5 separate regions of the Mus musculus genome follow, and all the other regions are linked to region 5. Evidence: chromatin loops called from intact Hi-C (ENCODE). Cell type or tissue: left cerebral cortex. All regions are shown on one strand.

Region 1 (5,000 bases), 79 kb before region 5:
TCATACAAGTGTGTGTGTAGTAATCAAAAGGAAAAAAACAGGACGGAGGCAACTAAGAAGCTGTTAAAATTACTTAAGTAAGGGAGAAAGTTAACCACAGAAAGGAAGATGTGTGGGTGATTCAAGTTTTGAAACTTAGCAGCAAGTTAGGTATGGGGTCTTAGTTTTCACTGCCCAGAGCCAGAGGGAAAGGCTCCAGAGGGTTGATTTCTGTTGAAGAGTACACAGGTATGAAGGACAATCATCACTTGAGGATGTTTTCAGATATGTGGGATGGACATGTTATTTCTTTAAAATCATATCAACATTTATGAATTGTTTCAGCATCTCTAAACACTGATTAGAATCCATAAACTTAAAAAAGTAGCACATATTATAAAAGCCTGAATCAAATGTATACCTGTATTTATTATGCCTTATTCTAATATAATTGCCCATCTGTTGCTTCTTTCAGTATCAATCTTTTTGAGTTCTAGAGCATCTTGTATGTTTTGGGTCTTATGGAGCTGGTCTGTTTAGGCATTAATATCATCATCTATGCATAGCACCCAGAGTTCTCCCCTAACCTGGTCCTTAGCACAAGCATGTTGAAATATCTTCCTTCTAGTTTTGTCCTGTCTGTAGTGGGGAGAATCTTCCACTTCGGGTGGATTTATTGCTCAGTCTCTTTTCTTTAACGGGGAGAGGATTAGGAGGGAAACAGGAAGAAGGGGGTTAGAAGTCACTAATAGTGAAGCAATTGAGCCAACCAGGTGAGGCTTGCAGTAAGGGGCAAGGACAAGAGGAAGAGAACAGGGAATTTGCCTTCTATGTTTGTCCAGTACCCCTATCAACGTTCACTTCTTAAACCCTCCTGTATAGAGAGTCTTGTCTACTTTTGGATCACAAAATTATAATTTTGCATCTTTGGATCACAGTTTCTAATCCCCCCCCCCCAATTTTCATGGTACTTGAATCTGATGTCAATGGACTTCTTTCAGTACTTGAACAAAAATGTGCTTTGAGAAAATTTTTTAAAAAGAATTGAGGGTCAATATAAGAGTTAATTTTAACAAGAAGTTATCTTGCATTTCTATGAATAGTCTTATTATATAATGTGTTTTCCCATAAGCCTTTGTAACACTTCCCTCTACAAAAACAACTCAGTGAATTAATTGAAGGAAATTCATGGTCATAATGACAGCATGCAAATTACATAATACCTCTTTGATACAAAAAGCAGGCTTTTTGTGCAGATCAAAAGGGTAAATGAAAAAAATGGCTAAAAATGGAGACAGTAGACATTATAGAAATCAGGAAACAGGATGAGGCAGGCTGAGAGAGAAGATGAGGCCTTCCATTAACCCTGTGTTTTCTAGATGTTTTTGAATTCTGCATCTGGCCCCTGGCATAAGAATACAATGTACCCAATGTCTGCTTGTGTTTTTTGTCTAGTTCTTAGAACAACATTAGTCAGGGTAGTGATGTCCTGGAGCATTTAAACAATGAATTCAACATGCCAGAAGTTGCGGTAACGGTAAATCAGCCAGGGTCATCATGACACTGAAGAGAAATGAAAGCAAAGCCAGGGTGTCAGGTTCTAGGGGTACAGCTCTTGATTCACAACCAGTGGCTATTCATGGAGGTAATCATGTTGATGCTTAAAGGGCTGGGACCCAGAGGCCACACTGGCATCATTATAACTTGGTATGGCATATGTGCTTATGAAATTTCCAGAGGGCCAAGAACAGCAGCACAGTTTGTCCAAAGGCCCAGTGGGGAATTTGACTATGTTACATGCTGTCTACTTCCCAGGATTTTCTCTAGAATCTTGATGCAGCATTTATGCCCTTATAACTCTTACCTTCTTGCAAAACCAGTTCCACATGGGTGACCCCTAAGATCTACTGTCAGATCAAAAAGTAGCCATCCCTCCCTTTATAACTATAGTTATAGTGACCTCTAAGTTTCTGCACAGTCCACCCTGAGATGCATTTCTGCACAGCCTTGGATGGTAACAACAACAATAGCAAAACCGTTGGTGGGAACGGTAGAAATCTGATTAGGAACTTTCCTACTCTTTTAAAAATAGAATGGTTTATTCCCAAGGAAATCAAACAATAAAGTTTGCTGAATTCAATTTCCTCATAAACTTGAGTGTTATTAATAAAAGGATTCATAGAGACAACTCTATTATGCATCACAAAGATAGAAAGCTGCTGCTTAGAACACGGTGTTCTTAAGTTTATTTTTATTTAGGGCTTTTCAAATTTGACTGTGCCTACCAGACATCTAGAGTACTTGGTGAACTATAGACCACGTAGACAGAGGTGTATTTGAATCCCTGGTAAAACCTGAGATTCTGAACTTCTAACTCCTGGAAAGTGCCAGCCTTGTTGGTGCAGTGGGACAGATAGTGTCCAGTTTCATGCAGTTGGGTGGGGAGTCTCACAGTTTCCTTTATTTTCAAGCAAAGCTGGACTACTTCAACACTATTAACTCGCTTTCAAATGTAGAGGTCTGCAGTGACCCCTGGCTTAATGCCCTATGTCCTAAGGGCTGGTTGGTCACAGCATATAATTATCATGTGGGCAAGAAGCCAGAAAGGGACTTGTGCTCTGACTTGTGCAGCCCCTGCAGAGAGCTCTGCACAAGGTCATTTTGCAGACAAGGCCAGCCACCTGTGTTCAGGGACACTCTCCAGACAGTCAGGCAGAGAAAAGGAAGCCCTGTTGAGAAAGTGAGCCCTTCATTTTGCACCAAACTCAGAAAGCCATCCAGACACAGGAGATTGTGACCTGAATAGCAGAGTTCTCCCACAGTCCTACTCTGATCTCTGTTATTATAAGAAAATACCTGAAGCTGGGTCATTTTTAAGAATAAGCTTGTTGTATCCTACAATGTTCAAAGTTGGGATCATCAAGAGCATAGACTTAATTCATGCTAGGAAACCCAAGTGAAGATGCCCAAGCTTCGTCAGAATCCAGCTTAGCAATCACTAATTCAGTCTCATGAGCATCAGCCCAACTGCATTCGAAAGGAATTGATCTATTTTTTTTTAACATTTCTACTTTTAAAACAATTATGTGTTTTGATGTTTTACCTGCATTCATGAAGTACCCTCAGAATCCAGAAGAGGGCATAGGATTCCCTGGAACAAGAGTTATAAACAATGCTGACCCACCACAGGGTTGCTTGGCCTCAAACCCAGGTTCTCTGGAAGAACAAGATCTCAAAACCTTAATATTTGAAACCAGTGAATAATGAATGAGCGAAGAGTGAGCACTTGTGGGAAAGCCCACAATGAAGGATTGCTTCATTCTGGTCCCAAGATCAGTCATGGTTTTTCCTTTTATTAGGTCAAAAAGTCAGGATGTTTTTCTACATGGGAAAAGGAAGGCATAAGTTAAGATACTTCAAAACATTCGTCTACATACACTTTAGGTGCTGTACTGAAGGGTGGGCCAACAGGATTAGTATCTCAGGTTGCTATGGGCTACACGGAAAGTCAATCTAACATCTCTCTGAACCTCAGTTTCCTAATATTAAACAAGAATAGATGTAATAGTCCATGTTCATCCTTAATATGAGATGTCTTAATTATATAATAGAGATTTATTGCTTTTCTAGGTCTGGCATAATTTCAGAAGTAACATTTCTGAGGGCTCTTATTATGAAATGAGGAAGTGAGCCTGAGAAGAGACTTCTAAAATAGTTGCTGGTTTTTCAGTTCGGCAAGTTTTATTTATTTATTTTGTTTACTTATTTTAGATGGGGTCTCATGTTGTAGCCTAGGCTCGTGAATTAATTTCTACCCTTGAGCCTTGGTTTGCAGACCCAGAATTCCGTGAGAGAAAGGGTGGCCAGATTCCCCCAAGGAAGGATATTGATAAAATACTTAAAAGTTTGACCATTAGCCTTTCTCCAGTCCTTCCCCAGAGGGAAATACAGCCTTTTACAAAAGTAACTGTACACCAGGGGAATGAAAACAATCAGACTTTTCAGGGTCTGTTGGATGCTAGTCCTGAATTAACGCTTTTCCCAGGAGATCCCGAGAAACACAGTGGCCTTCCAGTTAAATAGGAGCTTTTGGAGGTCAGGTGATTAATGGAAGTTTGGCCCATGTCCTATACATAGTAGGGCCAGCATGTCCTCAAATTCATCCTGTGGTGGTGGGTTTTTTTTTCCCCCAATCCCAGAATGTATAATTGGGATAGATATATTTAGATGTTGGCAGACTTCTCCCATTGGTTTTCTGACTGGGGAATGAGAGCTATTATGGTTGGAAAGGCTAAATGGAAGCCTTTAGAGTTCCCCGTGCCAAGGAAAATAGTGAATCAAAAACAGTGTTGCATCCTTTTAGGAGTTACAGAAATGAGCACCACTACCAAGGACTTGAAAGATGCACGAGTCGTGGTTCCCACCATGTCCCCTTAACTTTTCTATCTAGACAGCACAGAAGACATATGGATTGTGGAGAATAGCAGTTGACTATCAATAACTCAGTCAGGTATTGCCTCTGATTGTAGCATCTGTAGTAGCTGAGGTGTCCTTACTTGAGCAGAGTAACACCTCCTTGCTCATGGACATGCTGGATAGTTTTCTGTCCACTTGAGACAAGCTAAAATCATCAGAGAGGAGGAGCCTTGAGGAAGAAATCTGTACAATTAAGCTGCAGCAGGAAGTGTACACGGGCTTAGCTTCAGGCACTGCAAAAGACCCAAGGGCAGAAAAAAGTAGGCTGGACAAGCACACAGCCTTGGAAGGGCCTCTCTTAATGTCCTTTAGTCTCAACAGCCACAGGACAGTGGGTGGGGGAGCACCCTCATAGAGGTAGGAGGAGGAGGGATGGGATAGGGAGTTTCTGAAAGGGAGACCTAGAAAGGAGAAAACATTTGAAATGTAAATAAAGAAAAAAAATATATAAAAAGATTGAGCTGCAGGCAAGCCTGTAGGCCATTTTATTAATTAGTGATTAACAGGGGAGGTCTTGGGTCCTATAAGAAAAACAGACTGAGCAA
Region 2 (5,000 bases), 190 kb after region 5:
ATATATTGGAGACAATTTGGAAATTTTTCAATATGAGTAAAGTGTATGATGCATTTATAAGCAGACCTATATGAAGAGACTTTTTTTTAAAGTGTGGCTCTAAGAACCTTTAAGTATTCCAAATGTGAAGATGTTTAGCTAATAGAAAACACATTTACCATATATTTTAGGGATAGAGCAGATAAGACTGAGAAGGCTGTGGTAAAGGAGGAAACTGAAATTTAGCAGGAGCCTGTGTTTCTTAAACAAAGGGTACTCTTATAAGTGGGAAAGAGGCCTGCAAGTCCAAGGGTTGTGGATGGGTAGAGTTTTTATCTCTGGATTAATACTCAAGGGCCAATATTTTTCTTTCTATTTTAGATTAGGTGGGCTGGAGCAGGGAGAAAGAAGCATAGCCTTGGTAGAGGGTTTCAACTGAGCTGCATAAAGCTTGTCACTCGAAAGAGTTACAGACTGTCTAGGTATCCGTCGCAGGTGATTGAAATGTGAAGCTTATGCATGCATGCATGTATGAGCTCATATCTATGTATGCACACGCACACAAGATCATCATTATCATTTGGAGGCTGGTAATTCAGGCATGGATTTTAGACAGCTACCTAATCACTCACTGAGCCTTTTAGACCTCTTTAGATGGATTTTTTTTTAAGTAGAATAAATACATCTATTATATTTTAAAAGTATCTTTAAGTAGTGGCACAGTTAGTAACATTCTGCATACCTAGGATTTGAATAAAAACACCAGCAAGCATTTATAAAGGCACTGTATACATAGCAAACCATCACAACCAAGTATAAAACCTCACCAAATTCATGGGACACTGTTTTCCATCACAATAAGCAGGCATGTCCAAAATAAGTCTGAAAGCCTTCAGAAGAGAAATCAACAAGGTTGGCCATGCACCAGTTATTTTGAAACTGCCAATTTGACACAGTCTGGGAAGAGAGATAGAGTCTTAATTAGAAATGACCTACATCAGGCTGGCCTGATAGGCTGGCATGTGAATGTATCTCTAGGGGATTGTATTGATTTTTATCTGATGGGAGATGGAGCCCATTGTCAGTAGCCCTGTTCCCTAGCCAGTGGACTATAAACAGTAAAATGGAAGAGAGAGAGAGCTTAGCTAAGAGCAAGCTAGCAAGATGAGTTTATTCTCTCTCTGCTCTTGACCATGAATGGGATGTGACCAGTTGCTTTGAGCTCCTGCATACCTTATGCAAAATGATGGACCCTTACTTGGAATGAGAAGCTAAAGACACCTCTTTGACCAGATGATTTGTTTTGGGGGTGGTGGTCAGAGTATTTTATCACAGTAACAGAAAAGAAAGTAGGACAGCCCTTAAATGCACCCTGAGTCCCTGCCTCCCACAATTCTCCAGTCACCATGCAACAAGAGCCCTACGGAAGATGGTGAGTTTGATGAATTGTGAAATTGTATTCAATAAAATGGCTGAAATAATAGACCAGCTAAAACTACAAAGAAAGACCAAGACCTTGTGTCAAAACAAATAAACAAAAATAACAACAAAAGCAAATACTGCCAAAATTTAAGGACTTGTAAGGTTTAGTTGTCAGAAAGGAGATATTTTACACTACTAGTATCCAACTGAAGGACCAGGAATAACAGACCATGAAAGCAAAGACTGGACATAAAGTGGCCTTCTGTTGATCTGTCCCATCAATGCTGTGCATGAGCCCTGCCTTCTCCAGATCTACGGTATGAAGGCTGAGAGGGAGCACTGCATCTCTAAATCTACTCTGTCAATGCTGAGAGGGAGCACTGCCTTCTCTAGATCCACTGTGTCAATGCTGAGGGGAGCATTGATAAGATCCAGAGTAGAGATAGTTTCAAATTTAACTTACTTTCATGTTACTCTGGTTTGAAACCCAGCTAAAGCCACCTATTGATTAACCCAAGCAAATTATAAATGCCAGCCTTCACTGAGTCTCCGTGATCAGATAATTAATAGCTCCCTGCAACAAATCTCAGCAATTCAGAGGAATAGAGAGAAATCTGTAATCTCTACAGTGTGTCATCAGGAATCATGAAATTTTGAAAGCTTTTTCTTGAGATTATAATTTTCACACATACAAAGAAACATTAAACAATGATGGATGTCAGGATGGAGTGATGCATTGTATAAAAAATAATGTTAATATCGCCCAGAGGATGCATTGAGCTAACAAGTCACTGAAGCAACGAGTACAGATAGAGCCAACGAACTCGAAGAAAACATACGTAATTAAAGAGAAACTGCTCTTCAACATAGGAGAGATGGAAGGCATCAGCAAAATATACACATGAAATGAATGGTCAAGTGGAAGGTTTAAGATTTGCTCTATACAGATTGAGACGCCAGTTTAAAAATAACATGGGGAAGGGAATGCTAGAAATGGTGTAATCAGTAAGAAGGACAATCTAAGGGAATCTAAGGCTTGAAAGGAAACAGAAAACCGGGTGTGGTGGTAAATGGATTGTGACTTAGAAGCTGGCCTGAGCTATATACAGAGACCCTGTCAAGAAAAGAGAGATGGGAGTAGTAGGAGAGGAAAGTGTGAAGGGAAGGGAAAAGAAAGGGAGGGGGAAAGAAGCAACCAAACAAGCAATCTTGCAGTGGCTTCTGCCAGCATGCTGGCAAACCCTGCAGTGATATTTTCACATCTATGTAAAAACCCATTTTAGCACCTCCAGAATGAACTTTACAAGAATTGAGAAAGTCAAGTGAGAGAGCACCAAAGAAGGAAGGAAAGAAAAAAGCAAGAACACTTGCCAGAAAGATAGGAAACCAAGAACCAGAAAAATAGGAAACAAAACTAAGGAAAGCTGCAGAGCAGTATTCATGGCAAACACAGAAAGAGAAATTCTCAAAACAAGGCTAGCAACCCAAACACAAAAGCACAGAAAAGAGATGTTTCATCACAAGTATGATGTATCTCAAGTATGCTCAAATGACTGAAGATACACAAGCCAGCCAAGGTGATACGCTACCACATCAACAGCACAACAGGCAAAATCTCAAGCTCCATCACAAATAAACACTTTATAAAATTCATCATCAACTCATAAGCAATAGTCTGAAAAGTTAGGGATAGAAAGACAATAAGCAAACAAGATCAAGACAGATTGTGTACATATACATGTGTATATACATACATGCATGCACACATATACTTAGTGCAAAGCTAACGTTATAATGAAAGGGAAAAGCTGACAGCTCCCTTTCTCCTATCACACATTTTCACTCAACAGACTACTGGAGTGTGAGTCACAAAAATCAAGAGGACAAAATAAACACAGGGTATCCAGGTAGGAAAGGATGTGGTCAGTCAGTGACGGTGAAATGACCGCAGGCAGAGAATATGCCCCAAGACCATCTGAAAATGGTAGAACTATCAAACAAACTCAACAAGATCATAAGATGTAACATACAAAAATAAGTCCTGTTACTATATGCTAATAGCGAACCATCTTAAATAGATGTCAGAAGAGCAATCTTGAAATAACTACAAAGGATTAAGTTTACCCTGGGAAAGGAAAGATCTTCACAGTGAAAATAAAATACTGATGAAAGGCACTGAGAAGGTCACCAAAGGCTGGAAAGACAGCCTATGTGCCTGGAGTGGGGAAATCAATGTAAAAAATCTAAACGAAGAAGGGATCAGCAGACTGTGGAGAGACACCCATTTATCCATGTTTATTGCAGTGTCATTCGCAAGTCAAGACATGAAAACTGCATCCAGCAACTGACTCTTGGTTTAGGAAAACATGTGTACTGTGGAATACTATTCAGTCTCTGAAAAGAATGATGGGCTGGAGAGACGGTGGGCTCATTGATACAGGCGCTTGCCTCTAAGGCTGATGACTGAAGTCCCATCCCTGGAACCCACTTGATTGAAGGACAGGACCTACTGCAAGTTGCCCTCTGATTTCTGGAGGTGTCCCATGACATCTGTGTAAATTAATTAACTTAGAGCATAATTGTCATTCCTTAAAGTGATAAAATGTTTTACTGAATGAGATTCTATTTTTGCAGGAATGTGAATGATCTTGAAGATGATTGTGCAAATATTAGAAACCAGGAACAGAAAGAAAAATACTACATTTTTTGGTTTTATCTTCTCCATATGGAATATAAAGCAGAAGACTTCTCTCAGAAAGCACAGAGGGGTGGTTACCAGAAGTGTATGGCAAGGGGAAAAGGGAAGGTGCTAGTCAAGGGTACACTTTAGTTCACTGGAAGGATGTATTTTAATGTTCTGTTGTACTGCATGGTGAACGCAGTAATAATAGTGTATATGTCAAAACAGTTAAAGGACTAGATTTGTAATGTCCTGAGTACAAAACCTTGCAAGCTGGTAAGGTGTAGGACATGCTCATTAGCTTGATGTGTGAGCATACATAGCTATTACTGGCCAAAGAAAAGAATAAAAATAATTATGGAAGATAGCGACTGGGGTTTAGCTTGGTTTAATTTCAAGATGTGCCAATGCCAGACCACACCCAGAAATGCATAGTTTTAAAAAAATAAAAAAATAAAAGCTGAAAAGTCCTTGTTGGACCATGGAGCTTTCTAGACTTGTGTCTGTTCAAGATTGCAAGCCTGAGCTAATAAATGCATTTTATGAGATTTCTGGGCTGCAACATGCCATCTTAATTCTTAGCTTTACTGTCACTGCATGGACATGACAGGTATTTCTTCAGCCATGGACTTAAACAAATTTTTCAATTTCTGTTTTCTCTTTTTCCAGACATATTTTATTCCCATTAGCCACTTGTATGAAGGCTTTGAAAAAAGATGTCCTAACATGAAACATAAAATGTGGCAAAAAATCGGACTTGCCATTACTGCCCAAAAGATCCGAGAACACTTATCTTTTGAGGTAAGAGGGGGTCCTGAATTCTTCCCACCCACCCCTGTCCCCAAGCAAACCTGCACAAAGATAGGGGCAGAAAGCGACTGTAAGCTAGTGTCATGAGCCTGTGCTTCTCCTTAAGGAC
Region 3 (5,000 bases), 200 kb after region 5:
GTCAGGTCCCACACCAGCACTCCTCTGTCCATCAAACCCTTGTGTTCTAGTTTTCTTTCTGTTGTTGCGACAGACTACAACATCAACTTGGAGAAGAAAGGAATTTATTTCAGCTCATAATTTTACATTAGAATCCAGCTTTGATGGGAAGTAAAGGCTAGAACTTCCCATCACTGCCACACTTAAGAGCAGGAAGAAATAAATACATACGCATTTACCGTCGTACTTACTTGCCTGTGCTCAATTTGATTTCTCTGCTCCTGAATAGTTCAGGACCCCCTGCAGAAGGAATAAAACTGCACACACCAGACTGACTCTTCCTCAAGTAACTTAACTGAGGCAGTGCCATGTAGACATGCCCACAAGCCACTGCAATGCAGACAATCCTACTTGAGACTCTCTTCTCAGATGATTCCAGAATGCATCAAGTTGACAAAGCTTAACCATTATACTTTCTTTAAAAAGACCTGAAATCTGATTTATGTTTTCATATCCACTTTTAGAATCAAGAAAATGAGGAATTGATAGAAGAGAATATTAACATCTAAAGAGTCGCCTGGAAAGTTCAGTTCGCTGCCTAAGCTTTTCAAAATGACCATGAAAATATTTATTTCTGGAGATAGAGACAAGCCAAAGTTTATGTGCCTTTTATGTGATAATGTGAATTAAAGCATCTCACACTAACCAACCAACTCTCCAAATGATGTTATTTCTGTATTTAGACTGGGGTGGGGGGATAAAATAAGACTCTTAAGATTTTCTTGTAGGCTTATATTTTTTTAAACCTACTTTTAATAAGGATTCTCAAACACTTCGACCCCCTTCTAGCCCATCATCCAAAGGTAGGGGAGAATAGATGGTAAATAGGACAAGGGGATGTGGACATGTTTAGAAAGTAGTATTTTGGGGTGATTCCAATCTCAGTTTGTCAGGATACTAGCAGTCCTATTCAGTAGTGTCTTAGGGTCTTACTGCTGTGAACAGACACCATGACCAAGGCAGTCATAGACAACACTTAATTGGGACGAGCTTACAGATTCAGAGGTAAAGTCCATTATTATCAAGATGAGAGCATGGAAAAGTACAGGCAGGCATGGTACAGGCAAGACTGAGAGTCCTACATCTTCATCTGAAGGCTGCTAAAAGACTAACTTCCAGGCAGCTAGGATGGAGGTATTAAAGCCCACACCCACAGTGATACACCTACTCCAACAAGGCCACACCTCCAAATAGTGCCACTCCCTTTGCCAAGCATATACAAACCATCACAAATCAGCAGCAGTGGCACTATCCAGCAGAAACCTCCAGGCCTCTGGGAGGAGACAGGGTTTGAAGAATGCAAAGACAATGAATGGAGAGTTACCCCTCAATCTGAAACAAGCATCAGGAGAGGGGAGACGCGTTCTCTACCAACAGCTTATGAGGATATCAGTGTATTTATGGAGGAAGGGGTGGTTAGCCTCGTTTTGAAGAGGAAGCAATGGAACTTAGAGAATTCAGATAAATTGCTTGATATCTTCACTATGTGATGGACTCACTATACAGTTGTGAGCTGGTTTAATCATGTGCCATTTGCTAGGCTGCTGAGGTTGTCTTGGTCTTATTTTCGAAATCTAGGCTACTAAAGAGAAGTATACAGGCCCAATTTCAATGATTGTCAGTGTCCGGCTTGATGCATAGTCTGGATTGTAAAGATCCTATGTAAAACTCCAACGTAGGAATTGATCCTGTCACAGAGATCTAGATCTCTGCCACACCCGAAGCTCAACAACAACCTGAAAAGAACATGTAGAGCTCTTTTATTCCTACTCGCCTACAAAAAGCAGGAACTGGTAGCAAGATAACCACAGAATTCACATATAAAAAAGCTCTAGAGTTTGTGACTGTCAGAAATCCAGTAAAGCACGGTTATTCAGATCTTGTTACCTTATTATATAAAAGTAGAGGGGAATCGTTTTTACACTGGTGGTTAACTGCCCACACAACAGCAAACAAGGAGTAGATAAGGGCAAAGATCTCAGCTCATAAATCTCACTGGTATAAATATCCAGGTTTTTGTTTCTAGTTCAGGGAGTGTAATTTCTTACAGGTCTTAAGTACTGGAGTAAATGCTGATGGGACTAAAGAGAGAAGAGCTCAGAGATTTCCTTTTTGGACTTGTAACACTTTCACCTGTGCAGTGGGAGCAGTTTATTTAGCCCCAAGTCTGTACCACACCAACAATGTAGTGAATGCCCAGCTCCACCTCTTGCAGAATCAACACATTTTCTTTCCTGGTATCTGAGACTTCCACAGCTCAGTGTCTTCATCTAGTGGTCGGTAGTAAAACTGAAACTTGAAAACTGGGATTCAATAACCCAAAATGACAAGGCAGACTGATTTTTCAATCCCCGCCCCTAATGCTTTGACTCTGGTTGTAAACAGCCAGTGTAAACATTTGGGGAGAATTAGGAGGTGTGGCCTTGTTAAAGTATGTGTGACCTTTTTTCAGTTGTGGGGGAGGGTGGTGGTGGTGGTGGTTAAAGCTTTCAAAAAAATCCCAAACAAGGCAAAGTCCTTGTTCTCTCTGCTGCCTGCAGATCAGGATGTGAAGTTCTCAGCGACTGCTCCTAGGCCACGCCTGTCTGCTTTCCACCAGAGTGAATCCCCTGAAACTGGAAGCAAGCCCACAATTACTTTCTTCCATACGGGGTGATTTGTTCATATTGTCTTTCACAGCAACAGAACAATAACTAAGACAGTCCCCATCCTGCTGTTTGCCTTAGATATGACTTCTGTATTGCTGAAAGTCAAATAAAGAAATATATCTCCTCTGTTCTGCTCACTGTTGAGCCCAAGGTCCTCGGCACACAGTAGGTTCTCAACACACACTTGTTGACGGGATGAACAAATGAGTAACCAAACAAGAAACAACCATCATTCAAACGATGATTGCAGTCCCAGGATTCATTTAAGCAGTATAACTTATATACAGTTTACACATCCTTAGTACCATAGTAAAGAAGGCACAGACACACAGCCACTACGGTGGAGACAAAGAACAAGATCCTTTCCTAATATCATTGCCACCTGTCTGTGCAGGGAGTGGGGTGCTCCTGGCAAGCAGTCCAGGAGATATTCAGGTTATTTCTGGGTCCTGGGAGTCTGGGCCTCTGAAATGCAAGGTATCTGCAGCAATATGGACTCAAATTCTGCCTTTAGAGGGCAGCCAAGAGCAATAGCAATAAGGCTCTGTGTTTAGGGAGTCTTTGATAGCCCTAACCAACAGCTCAAAAGATGATTTATAAAGGGTGGTGCTGCCGTTTCGGTTAGATGAATTTTGACTTTTGGAGGAGGCATTGTCAGACAAGATGGGGAATTTTTATTTAAACCAATATATTTATGCACGGACTTCCATAACTACAGGTATTTTTAGGTAGAGAGCTAGTAGTATGACTCCTTATGACTTTTTCAGCCATCCTTACTGTTATTTTACCTTCTTCCTTCTGGATTTATCATCCTTCACACACACACACACACACACACACACACACACACACACACACACAGTAATTAGAGTGCTCCTATTTTTCCCATTTCCCACATCAAACCATTTTACCCTATGATTCCCCTCTCTATGGCTCTGTGGCCACTTCACTCAGCAATGGTCCCTCTCAACTTGCCTTGTTTGTACAGTTACTCCAGTATATGTGCTCGTGAGTACATTTTGAAAGTTTATATATGCCCAGCTAGACTGTGGCTTGATTCTGTTTTCCCTTTTGGAGTTTTTTTTTTTTTTTGAGGGGGGGTATTTGATATTTCAGACTTTTTTGTTTTGTTTGCTTCTAAACAATGATCCTCTCCCATTTGACTTTCTTACTAAATACAGGTGTCTGCCATGGAAAATCTCCCATGGTTCCTCCGTTAGGAAAAGCCTGGGACTCCCTAGTGGCTAACCCTCTCCCTAACCAACCTTTTTTTCCTTTGGTTAATAGTCTGGTGCATCAAGGCCCTGGTCTTTCAAGACACACAAATGTGCCTCTCATCTCCCCCTCAGCCTCTTCCTCCACCATCCAGCAGGCACCTCCTCTTTCTGACTCTACACGGGTGACCAGAGCAGCTCTGAAGCTACTGTCAGTCGGAAACTGCCAGTTACAGAGCACAGTGCCAGACCAAGGTGCAAGCCGGCTGAGAAGGAAGTGGAGACTACCAGAGGGAAGGTGCTGAGGGGCCTGCCTCATGGGGAACTGTTTGCAGAGGACAACCAGGTGAGCTCACTCCCTCCTGCGAGCAGAGACCTGAGCCAGAGGTGAAAGAAAAAAAGAGGACAGCTTTTAGGGTGAATGGACTAGGGAAGGGGTGTGACAAGAATTCAGTCCCTCCTGAGCCATACACCATGTGACTATCCTTACAGGTTTTCACACACAGAGACAATGAGAACATAAGAACAGGTGAAATGAGAGAAAGAACTTATTAAAGGAGGACTCCTGTCCATCTAAGAAATGAAACAGCTGTCCTGGGGCTGGGGAAAGGCATCCTTTCTTGGGCCCTGGATGTTCCTGAATGAGTTATATGTGCCCACCCTTTCGGGGAGTCTTTATAAATTTAAAATAAACACCACATTTCCTGCCATGTTGAGACGGCAGTTAGTACACTTATAGGCGGGTTAAGGAAAAGGTCTTGTCACTAGGGAGAAGACTTGCCTTCATCTTCCTGGACTTTGGTCTCCTCATTTTAAATGGAAAAAAAATTTATAATCCTACCCGGAGGTTCCAAGTGTAGATGGTGGCACCATGGTCCCTGACAGAGAAGGTCTCAGTGATGGGGGACTCTTCTCAATTTTCAGAGCAAATTTTTCATTCAATCAAAGAGAACACATGTAAAAGAAAATATGATCACACAAAATAAGAGAATTTCTATGGTATAAAGTTAGGTGATCTATAGAGGTCTGGCAGGGGGTCTTCCTTGCTGCCTTGGTCTTATATAACATATAAAGGGGAACATAGAAAAATGACGTCTTA
Region 4 (5,000 bases), 58 kb before region 5:
ATCAAAGCATTTATAAATAAAATACAGGTCAGTGGCTCACAGTTTAGAAATACTTAATCTTGGGATCACCACCTCCTTCTTCAGCAGGCTATTTCTGCAAAGCATTCCATTCTCCCACATGGTACTGAAGGACTCACAACGTGAGGACTCCCCCACGTTCTGACTCAGGAGAGGCGACACCCCAAAATCACCCACAAGAAACGGTCTTGCTGCAAATTGCAAGAGGATTTTTATTCAAGAGCGCTCTCGGGCCCACGGTCATACACCACGCAGGGGTAGAGGACCATGGCGCCCCGAGTAGCTGAGTAAGGGGGTATTTAAAGGAAAAAACCACAACTCAAGGAGGTGGGAAGGGCATTGTTGGAAAATACCAAAAATACCAGATAAGAGTCACAAGGAAGTACAAAGTCACAGGTGTCACAAGGAATACCTGGTAATTGTTAACTCTCAAGACAGTTTCTAAGAGCCCCTAACAATAGCACATTTGCATTGCAACTTCCAGGAATGGTCAGGGTGACTTTCTTTGAATGAATACTCCTTGAACTCAGGAAGTGGGTGGGTGGAGGAATGTCACTATCTGTTTTATGATTAGCATACCTTGGAGTACTGAGTTTACTACTCTTTCAGTACCTGCTTTCTTTGAACACGCATGTTATTCAGTTATTGGCTGCTGTGTTGGAATTGTTTGCTCAAGTTTGTTTATCTCCGTGCTTCACATCAGACAGTAAGTGCTATATTTGTTTTGCAGAATTTGTCTCCATTAACAGATAATGCATTTGGGAACAAGTTTTTCTGTTTGTTTGTTTGTTGAACTAGAAACACAATTCCACAATGATATTTTAGTGTTTTCTTCTTCATAACTTTTTCCCATGTATTTTGCTCAAGAACAGTAGAAGATGAATATTTTTATATTATCTCTTTTCTTAAAAAATTGGGATGATGGGCCAGGCGCATGACTTTAATCCCAGCACTTGGAAGGCAGAGGCAGGTGGATCTCTGAGTTCGAGGCCAGCCTGGTCTACAGAGTGAGTTCCAGGACAGCCAGGGCTATACAGAGAAACCCTGTCTCGAAAAGCCAAAACAGAAGAAAAAGAAAAAAAGAAAGGAAGAAAGAAAGAAAAAGAAAAAGGAAAAAAGAAAAAAGAAAAAAGAAAAAAAAATTGGGAGCCAAGGTTCCAGGTAGACCAACCTAACTGGGATGAGTCCAGAGGATAGCTGCATTCAGGTGCAAATTGGTCCAAGCGCAGAAGGGCTGAAGCAATCTACTGCATTCAGCATATGCAAAGGAAACACCTGGGCCCTTTCTTCCTGGGGATCCAACAGCTAGAGGAAGGACAACAAAGAACCAGAACCACGCATTTGCTTTTTCCAGACTTGCCCCACCCACACTTCCTTCCTTCTCTTCTGTAAGAGTTTAGCCCTTAGTTTTGACTGTGATAGATACACTGAGCCCCTAGCCTTGCTTGTACATGGGCTCACTCAATGATTAAGGTAGCTCAGCCCCAGCCCTATATGGGAATCTACAGTGTCACTGCAGGAATCTGGAAGCTACATGGTGAAGCTACATACTCCCTTGTCTCTTTTTACTAAGTTTGGGAACTGTGGGCTTTGCCCTTGACTGAGTTATGAAGTCACTTGCCAAGTCTGATTGTGACAGGAAAGTCCACAAAAGAACCACTTATTACACAAAGTGGAAATTGAAGGCAGAATCTTAGAAGGAAGTGAGTCTAAGGGTTAAGAAGTTCAAATAAACAATCTCTTAAAAGTTCATGAGGTGAGTTAGAGGGCAGCTCTGGAGATCTAGATGAGGACAGCAAGGCAAACCTGGAAGAGCCCACAAGGATCAAGGGTGACTCCATGCATCACTGCAGGCAGACCAGAGATGGCTTCCCCCATTTTGTCTATACGTTCAACTCATTTTTAAATTTCCTTTTATACTTCACTGAAGAATCTCAATTCCAACTTTCTCCTCTAGGGATAACAGTCTCAAAAATTTTAAGCCAGGCTGGATACTCCATTGAGAAATTTGAGAAAAAATTACTCAGAATTCAGTTAAAAAAGACATTTTGGGATCATTGACTAGTTTCACCAAAACTTATATTTAACAATAGTAATTAATATTTACCGCATGCCAATATCGTAGTGCAATCCCTGAGTTTGCTGGCAATTCTATTCCCTACTATGCAGTGCTTGGGGCTTTTTGTGTGGATCCTAAAATTTCTTATTTTTGTTGGGCCATTTAATTTTATTTACTTCCTTATACTCTATAGGCACTTGAAATTGATATCAGGGATTGACCGGAACCACTGGAGGATTGCACATATTTTGTTAACTTGATACAAACCTAAATATAAGTGGGGCATTTTATTGATTGCTATTGAGGGTGGTTCCGTCCTGGGCTATAGAGAAAAGATAGCAGAGCATACCAGTAAACAGCATCTGTCCTTGGTTTCTGCTTCAAGCTCCTGCCTTTGCTTCTCTTGGTGATATAAAGTATAAAACGAGGTAAGCTCTTTCCTTCCTAAGATGCTTTTGATCAGGGCTTTATCACAACAACAAAAAAGGAAACTAGAGCAAGAGGCTTAACGTTCTCCTGTCTCCATGGGTGGAATTGAACAGATGTCTACTCCTAACAAGAGCGTGGACAGTTTATTTAGGAAATGACACCCTGCAAAGGGAAGAAATAGCCAAAAAACAGTAGCTCAAAGACCTCACTGCACAGAGAACAGAGAGTTTTGTGTTGTTTTACTGTGGACGTGTGGGCTTGTTTAGATAGTGAAGGCTTTGGGACTCATTTGCAATGGCACCCATTTTTTAAAGCATGCTCTCTCTGTTACATGTAGTTCCATATATAACTGTGCCTTGCATGTCTCAGTAGCATCTTGAATCTCTATCTAGAGATGTACATTTTAGTGGTATAATGAGCTATAGGTCAGACTCTGGGGTACTTCTGAGCCAGAGCCTGTGATTGGTTTTAGCTGGGTAGGAATTTCCAGTGTATTTTAGTTTTTCATATGCTAATTTTGTAAGACTTTGAGCCAGACCTCCCAGAACACACTAAGTTATTCTGCTTCCACAACTAGAGAGGGAGAAGAGAAACATCTCAAGGACTGCTAACAGTATTTACTTGCACCTCAGATACAGATTTCTGTGTAGTTATTGGGACATAGTTATTTTAGTAAGAAACAAAAAAAGAGACCGGAACCATCAAATTAAAGAAAAAAAAAACTTTAAAAGTTAAAGATATTAAATATATTCTTGGTAAAGATGGTTAGAGAGAGAGAGAGAGAGAGAGAGAAAGAGACACTGTTAGATGAAAAGGGATTTGGGATGGCATTTTTCTCCTCTGTGAGAGGGTTGTTCCAAAACAGAAATAGAAATCAGTCATCAGGAAAGAGAAAACGAGAACACCTGAGCCCGTCACAGAAGGTCTGGGTCACGTCACAAACAAGTTCATACAAGATAAAATGTTACAAGATGGCATATTTGGTTAAGTTTCCGATGAGAAGAGGTTAGCAAAATTTTATAAAGGTCACATTGAAATAAGAAAGCAGAGAAGATGTATTTGTTTGCTTATTTGTTTGTTTGTTTACTACCTACTTACTTATTTACTTATTTTTTTTCAGAGGAGATTTATTTAGTGCAATCACTTTGGGTAAAAGACCAAAGAAGACTCCCTGTACTCAGATTCATCTTTTTCTCTAGTCAGTTTTGGCCAGGTCCATATCTTATCCATCCGACTACTCCATCTTTTCATCAGATATTTGGAAGGAGCTGTAAAAGGAGGCAGTGGAACCCTCAGACACTCCAGTTTAATTTACAAATTTTGGAGTTTTGAGGTTTTTCAAGAACAGAAATAAAAAGACTGAAGCTGCCATGAGCTCACTGGTGATGTTGACTGACCATGCAGATAACCATGGAGGTATCTTGAAGAACTCTTGATGTAGCATGTGAAAATATTATTTCTAATACTAGGGCCTTGTTCTCTGCTGTATTGATATTTCAGCTTGCCTCACTGGGTGAACTTGTATAGTATAGTATAGTATAGTATAGTATAGTATAGTATAGTATAGTATAGTATAGTATAGTATAGTTACTTGTATAGTAACAGTATGGTAGACTTTTCCTAAGAGTCAAAGGAGTTGCCAGCCCCAGCTTTGGAAATGCCATCCATATACACAGCCATATACAATGCCATATACAAGGCCTAAAATTGTCACCTAGACAGTAGGTCACATTCTTGGAACCACAATTTGCTTGCTTATCATTCTTTAACATATGAATAGCTGGGACACTTATACGCTATAGTAGCTACGGCAGCTATAGCAATACGATAAATAAAGTTACAAAATTTCCTTTTCTGTATCTCTTTTCTATAATTAAAGACAAACCTACATATACATAAGCAGAGAAAGAATGAGCATTCAGTAAAGTTACACTAACCAAAATGACTGGTGGATTCCAGGGAAATATAATATTCTGTTGTTGGAAGCAAAGGGGAAAAAATATTGAGAGAATTTATGATTCATGGTACCTCAAAAGACAGACATTACATGTTCTAGTTAATTGTGTCTTTGGGGGAAAAATAGATCATGATCCTGAAGTTAGAGGGCCTGTCTGTCTGTCCTGTCTGCCCTGTCTGCCCTGTCTGCCCTGTCTGTCCTGTCTGTCCTGTCTGTCCTGTCTGCCCTGTCTGTCCTGTCTGCCCTGTCTGTCCTGTCTGTCCTGTCTGCCCTGTCTGTCCTGTCTGTCCTGTCTGTCTGTCCTGTCTGTCCTGTCTTTCTGTCCTGTCTGTCCTGTCTGTGTGATAGCCAGATGTAAAGTCAAGCTGCCTCCTTTCCTTCACCCAGTACAAAGGATGGACACATTCTAAGGAAAGAAATGGCAATTAAATTTTACTTAAATGCTATCTCTGTCAAGGGTATAAATATCTTCTGATGTGTGCTAATACTCTTCTCAGAATGGGAAGAAACCTACCTCTCAAGTTGGATAGAGGTCTA
Region 5 (5,000 bases):
ACTGGCAAAGGTCAATACTTGTCTTCCTTTGGGTTTAGGTAACATAAGAAGGAGAGTTGTGCTAGCCCAGGTCTGCAGTTTGGACTCAGAGAATGAACAGCAGAACAGTGTGTATGCCTCTCTTGGCCAATGGTACCTTGCAGGCATAGGCATTATAGTCAGGGAGAAGACTTGGCTTTGCCAGCACTCTCTGAAAGTGTCAGAGACCCAAAACTTCCAACACAGTCCTGATCCTGGTGTTCCTTGTTATCTTCCATCACCCTGAAAGAGGTGATGTTTCGTCCTGTGGACATCTCCAATGCCACCCCATACCTAAGTGCTTTTCTATTTTCACACCCCAGCCTTTCAGACTTTCTGCCTGGACTCCATGGAGAGTCATAAAGGTGTATGCTCTGGTACCCCATCTACATGGCAGAGTTGAGTCTTCCTTACAAACCTAAGGCTACAGAAAATTAAAAATTCCATCGTCCGAGTGATCCTTGGTACAAATTATTATTCACCCGGACAATTCGTTTTGGGGGTGGAGGTGGGGTGGGTGTACCATGAGTATGCCACGCCTACTTTGAAACTTCTCTTGACTTCATTGATCTAAGGTTCACAACTAAGTCACTACTCTTTAGGAAGTAAAGAGTGAGGAGCTCCCTAAAAGGATACAGCCCCCACTCTCCTTCCCCCTTTTCACGCATACCAATACCACCTTCTAAAAGGGCTGTGCCCTGGGGACTTCATCTATTTTTTTTCTCCCTATTGTTGAACCTATTCTCCATTTGTTCTTATCATGTAGGATAGCTGGAAAAAACTCTAGGCAAATGTATCCTCTGGTTCCACAGCTAGGGATCAATACATTTTACTTTATCTCCAGCTAACAGATTGTGGCGTGCTAATTCTACACCATTATTTTTAACCACTATGCCTTTCTCTCTCAATGAAGCCCAAGCCCTAGCAAAGGCTGTAATAAGAAAATGCAGGGATATCTGGCTTTTGTAGTGAAAAAAATAACAGTGTTATAGGACAAAAGAAAAAGCAGATGCACACATCCTGGGGATGGTGAAAACCAAAAACACAGGGACTGGGGATCAGGGAGTCAAAGGATAGGCTTCACTATGAAAAATTCACATCATATTTATTATATTCTCCTTTAGTTCATGCCAGGCAGTGGTAGGCTTTCTGTTTCTCAGAAAGATGACGTGGAATTGCTGGGCGGTAACCAGGGAACACTCCAGTCTAGAATGAATCCAAAATGTATTAGGTAAGACACATTATTTAACCTCCCTGGAGCCTGGGGGTGGGGCGGGGCGGGGCGGGGGGAAGACATCAGTACTAATCTCAGGGTTAAATGAAACATAGGTGGGAAACTGAAAAATCATAATGCTTCAATATCTGAAACTTCTGAGTACTGACAATGTTATAATGAAAAATTCCACACCTGCCATCATGTGATAGTTATAGTCATCAAGAGGAACTGTATAATCATGGCATTATCTGAGGGTGTGTGTGTGTGTGTGTGTGTGTGTGTGTGTGTGTGTGTGTGTGAGAGAGAGAGAGAGAGAGAGAGAGAGAGAGAGAGAGAGAGAGAGACCTACATGAAAAATGAATGAATTTCCTGTTTAGTCTGGAGTCCCACTCCCAAGAGATCTTATTGTGCATATGCAAATATACAAAAATCTTTATTAAATAGCATTTTTGAATGGTAAAGATCCTAGGAGCTTGCCTACTGCAAACCCAGCAAGTCAGTGCTGCAGCAATATCACAGGTGTGAGGTGACAATTCCACGGTTAAAACCCTGAAGACAGTGCCCAGAATTTAACGGATGCTAAAAGATTAACCAATCAAGAATTAACTAGAGAGTCCAATCATGAAGATTCAAAAAAAAAAATCCTCCTACAATTCTTATCAAGAAGGTGGATGTTCATTAGCTCCTGGGTCTTAGCTGACAACTCCACAGCTGCTAGGTGCATAGCCCCATTCCCCTATTCTTTCTAGGTCTGATTTTGTACCTTATTTCATTGCAGCCACAGAGACTTGGAGAGAAAAAAAAGAACCTCTCTCTCCGATTCTTTGTAAAACAGAAAGCAATTCCTTGTTTGAACATTAAGAGCATCTAGCTGACAGATCCACATTCCTCTTTGTTAAGAAAGGTAACACAAGTCGGTCTTTGTCAGCCTGATGAAAAGTGGTACCTGGGGTTTAATTGCGTTTAGATTCGCATTCAATTCTACCAATTCCGTGTGTATAAAGAATAAGGCGTATGACCACCCTTCCTTTTAAAATTTTCTGCCTTGTAAACAGTACCAAAGACTCAAAATGTCGGCCTCTCCTCTAAATACCTTGGCATTTAACAAGACCACTAAGCTGTGGCTTGCTCGCTGCAGTACTGCTAGATGCTTCATGGTTTCCTAGGCAAGGAGCAGAAATGCAGCAAGAGAGGGGGTGAGAAAGAGAGCAAGCGAGATTACTAGGCTACACCCCTGCTGCAGGTTAAGGACCAACATAGGGGACGCAAAGAGCTACTCCTCCCCTTCTGGGAGCCATGGAGCTCAGGCCGTGTTTTCGCAATGGAATCGCAGCAAGGAGCAAAGCCGCCCACCCTAGATACACGCGTTCCCCGGGCTTTCTCCGGCCGGTGCCTCCTTACAGAGCTCCGAGCCCCGGATACCACTTCTCCAAAGAACAGCTTCCTTGCTTTTCTCGCAGGCTCCACTGGCTTCTGAGAGCCGCGGCTCCAGATCGCCCATTCCGCCCTCCTTCGCATCTCAGATTCCACTCACCAGACTGCCCATCCTTGCTCTGGGCCGCAGCTAGACACCAGCTTCTCGGGGTCTGAGCTCTTCCACGATGGAGGATATCTCCGCAACACCTGTGAGCAGGGACACTACTATTCGCCGTAGAGAGAGCCCCCTCCACTGCACAGGCAGACTCTACAGCTCCTCTAGTGTGGAGGAAGAGACGACCAACCAACCACGCCCTCTACAACCTCATCCCTAGCCCCTGCCCCCGCCCCCGCCAGGTTCTCGCCTTTTAGAGTAATATAGCAAAAATGTGAAAGAATCACTCTATATTTTTTTCATTTTAGATTTATTTATCTTATTTTACATGTGTATGCATGTTTCGTCTGCATTCCCATCACTGGCCTCTCTCCCGTGCCAAATGGCAGTATAGGGTGACGTAGTCCATACAGAAAAATCAGAGTGGGAACTAACTTGAGTGGACAGTAATTTGAGTCAGAAACCTGGTGCATCCTGTGGTTCTGTACAGCAAAAGATAAACACGGAGAACAGAACAATAGTGTGTGTGTGTGTGTGTGTGTGTGTGTGTGTGTGTGTAGGGGGAAGGTAAGGAGCTTCATACAGACACCCTGGGGGAAAAAAAAAAGGAAAACTTTATTTTACGATTTGTTATATTAAAGGCCAGTGCGAGTGTGTGTGTGTGTGTGTGTGTGTGTGTGTGTGTGTGTGTGGTTACCAGGTACCTCATCTAGAGCTTTAGAGGTCCTAAGGGCTCAGAGTTACCTGTGAACACACTTCCTGAAAACCCAAAAGCACTTTCTTTCTGCTAATCAGATTGTCCTGCAGTATTCCTTAAAACAGATGAGAACCAAGGGACAGATCAAATGAGTCACAGGAAGCCCTGGAACTGAGGTTTTTCCTTGATGAAAGCTTTACAGAAACGATTGACTATATTGGTGACATTTCTGTTTCTGTACTAGAGTAGAAACCTGTGGAAAAAGATTTGTTGGGCTTATAGCTACAGGAGGAGAGTCTCTAAGTGACCAGGAGGCATGGTACCAGGCTGCCAGAGAGATCACATCTTCAATCACAAGTATAAAGCAGAGAGAGAGAGAGAGAGAGAGAGAGAGAGAGAGAGAGAGAGAGAGAGAGAGAGAGAGAGAGATCGAGAAAGAGAGAGAGAGGAGAGAGAGACTTGGGACCTACAACTGAAGGTCACCCTCTAAAACCTGACAGTGGGACCCATTGCTGAGGTCAACTTTCATTCAGCTCACTGAACATAGAGAGGCTAGAGCTGAGGTTTGGACTCTAGACTCTAGTCTCTCTGGTGTGAGAAGGTATTCTACAGACCATGAAAAGACAAACCTGGACACTAAACCTGCCTCTAAATCCTCTACCCACAATATGTCCTGCCTATGAGATTTTAGTAGAAAATGTGAGGGAGTGACCAACCAATGTTTAGTTTAACTTGAGGCCCACCCTATAAGAGAGAGCTTGTACCTATATTGCCTGGATGGTCAAGAACCAGATAATGGAAAGCCCAGAGTCCTAGGGTAGAACCAAACACAGCTGGGGAAAGAAAGAAGGAAAGAGAGAGAAAGACAGAAAGAAAAAGAGAAAGAAAGAAAGAAAGAAAGAGAGAGAGGGAGAGAGAGAAAGAGGGAGAGAGAGAAAGAAAGAAAGAAAAAGAAAGAAAGAAAGAAAGAAAGAGAGAGAGAGAAAGGGGGAGAGAGAAGAAGAAGAAGAAAAAATGGAAGGAAGAAAAGAATGATTCTTAATGACATTCTGCTATACTAATAGATTGGGGCCTTGACCAGCTGTCATCAGAGAGGCAGCAACAGATAAAATCTGGTTCAGAGACCCACAGACAGACATGTGGAGAGAGTCTAAACCAAAGGTCTTCCTCAAGTCCCTTCCCTCTGACTGCATCCTATTCCTTCTCAGTACTCTCTGCTGCCCAGATAGCACACATACTCTACCTTAGCCTCTCGAGTACTGGGAATACAGATGTGAGCAACCATGGGAGGTTATTTTTTATGTTGGTGCCAACAATACTCTTTTCTTATAGATGGCATTTCATAAGTATGCATGAGGACGTGTGTTTGTGTGTGCAAGTCATTCTATTGGGGTACCTTTGAATATCTTTCTCCTTGAAGCTTTCTCTATTCTTGTTATTTTATTGGTATGTAAATGACACTTTACTAGGCATTGTTTTGCCTTAAATCTTCTTAAGTTTGAGCAGTAGATTTCAAGAGCTGAGTTATACAATAAGAG

The links. Hi-C counts contacts between places; a loop is a spot of excess contacts. Peaks named below come from ENCODE experiments on the same cell type or tissue, not always from the same donor. Only the 100,000 strongest peaks of a DNase experiment are listed, where the experiment ranks them.
Region 1: a loop joins it to region 5, with 2.8 times the contacts of the local background. A loop is called at or near these places in 11 of 42 quality-filtered maps.
Region 2: it touches region 5 in a loop (2.9-fold over the local background); 6 of 42 quality-filtered maps call a loop at or near these places.
Region 3: it touches region 5 in a loop (5-fold over the local background); 6 of 42 quality-filtered maps call a loop at or near these places.
Region 4: it touches region 5 in a loop (2.3-fold over the local background); 11 of 42 quality-filtered maps call a loop at or near these places.

Annotation. Positions count from the first base shown.
Region 1 is chr16:45,327,313-45,332,312 of GRCm38, forward strand. No RefSeq gene overlaps it. Among named protein-coding and RNA genes, the nearest start is that of Gm30636, 33 kb to the right of the region's middle. In left cerebral cortex, a CTCF peak has its summit at 3,114 (motif pointing right); a DNase peak (open chromatin) is centred at 3,113; H3K27ac peaks cover 964 bases.
Region 2 is chr16:45,594,701-45,599,700 of GRCm38, forward strand. It overlaps Slc9c1 (solute carrier family 9, subfamily C (Na+-transporting carboxylic acid decarboxylase), member 1), which reads left to right. Exons shown (of 28, transcript NM_198106.4): 24 at 4,751-4,882; 25 at 4,998-5,000. Among named protein-coding and RNA genes, the nearest start is that of Gcsam, 13 kb to the right of the region's middle. In left cerebral cortex, no CTCF peak of the experiment used is centred here; a DNase peak (open chromatin) is centred at 2,669.
Region 3 is chr16:45,606,314-45,611,313 of GRCm38, forward strand. It overlaps Slc9c1 (solute carrier family 9, subfamily C (Na+-transporting carboxylic acid decarboxylase), member 1), which reads left to right. Exons shown (of 28, transcript NM_198106.4): 28 at 504-688. The coding sequence ends at 548. Gcsam (germinal center associated, signaling and motility) reads left to right here and starts at 4,127. Exons shown (of 5, transcript NM_008099.4): 1 at 4,127-4,247. The coding sequence starts at 4,219. In left cerebral cortex, CTCF peaks have their summits at 2,324 and 3,203 (motif pointing right); DNase peaks (open chromatin) are centred at 2,279 and 3,193.
Region 4 is chr16:45,348,357-45,353,356 of GRCm38, forward strand. The region is part of intron 1 of Gm30636 (a long non-coding RNA gene); the gene reads right to left. Among named protein-coding and RNA genes, the nearest start is that of Gm30636, 12 kb to the right of the region's middle. In left cerebral cortex, a CTCF peak has its summit at 1,958; DNase peaks (open chromatin) are centred at 88, 1,376 and 2,658.
Region 5 is chr16:45,406,088-45,411,087 of GRCm38, forward strand. Cd200 (CD200 antigen) reads right to left here and starts at 2,966. Exons shown (of 6, transcript NM_010818.3): 1 at 2,769-2,966. The coding sequence starts at 2,780. In left cerebral cortex, a CTCF peak has its summit at 2,905; DNase peaks (open chromatin) are centred at 1,192, 1,874, 2,651 and 2,850; H3K4me3 peaks cover 2,717 bases; H3K27ac peaks cover 2,225 bases.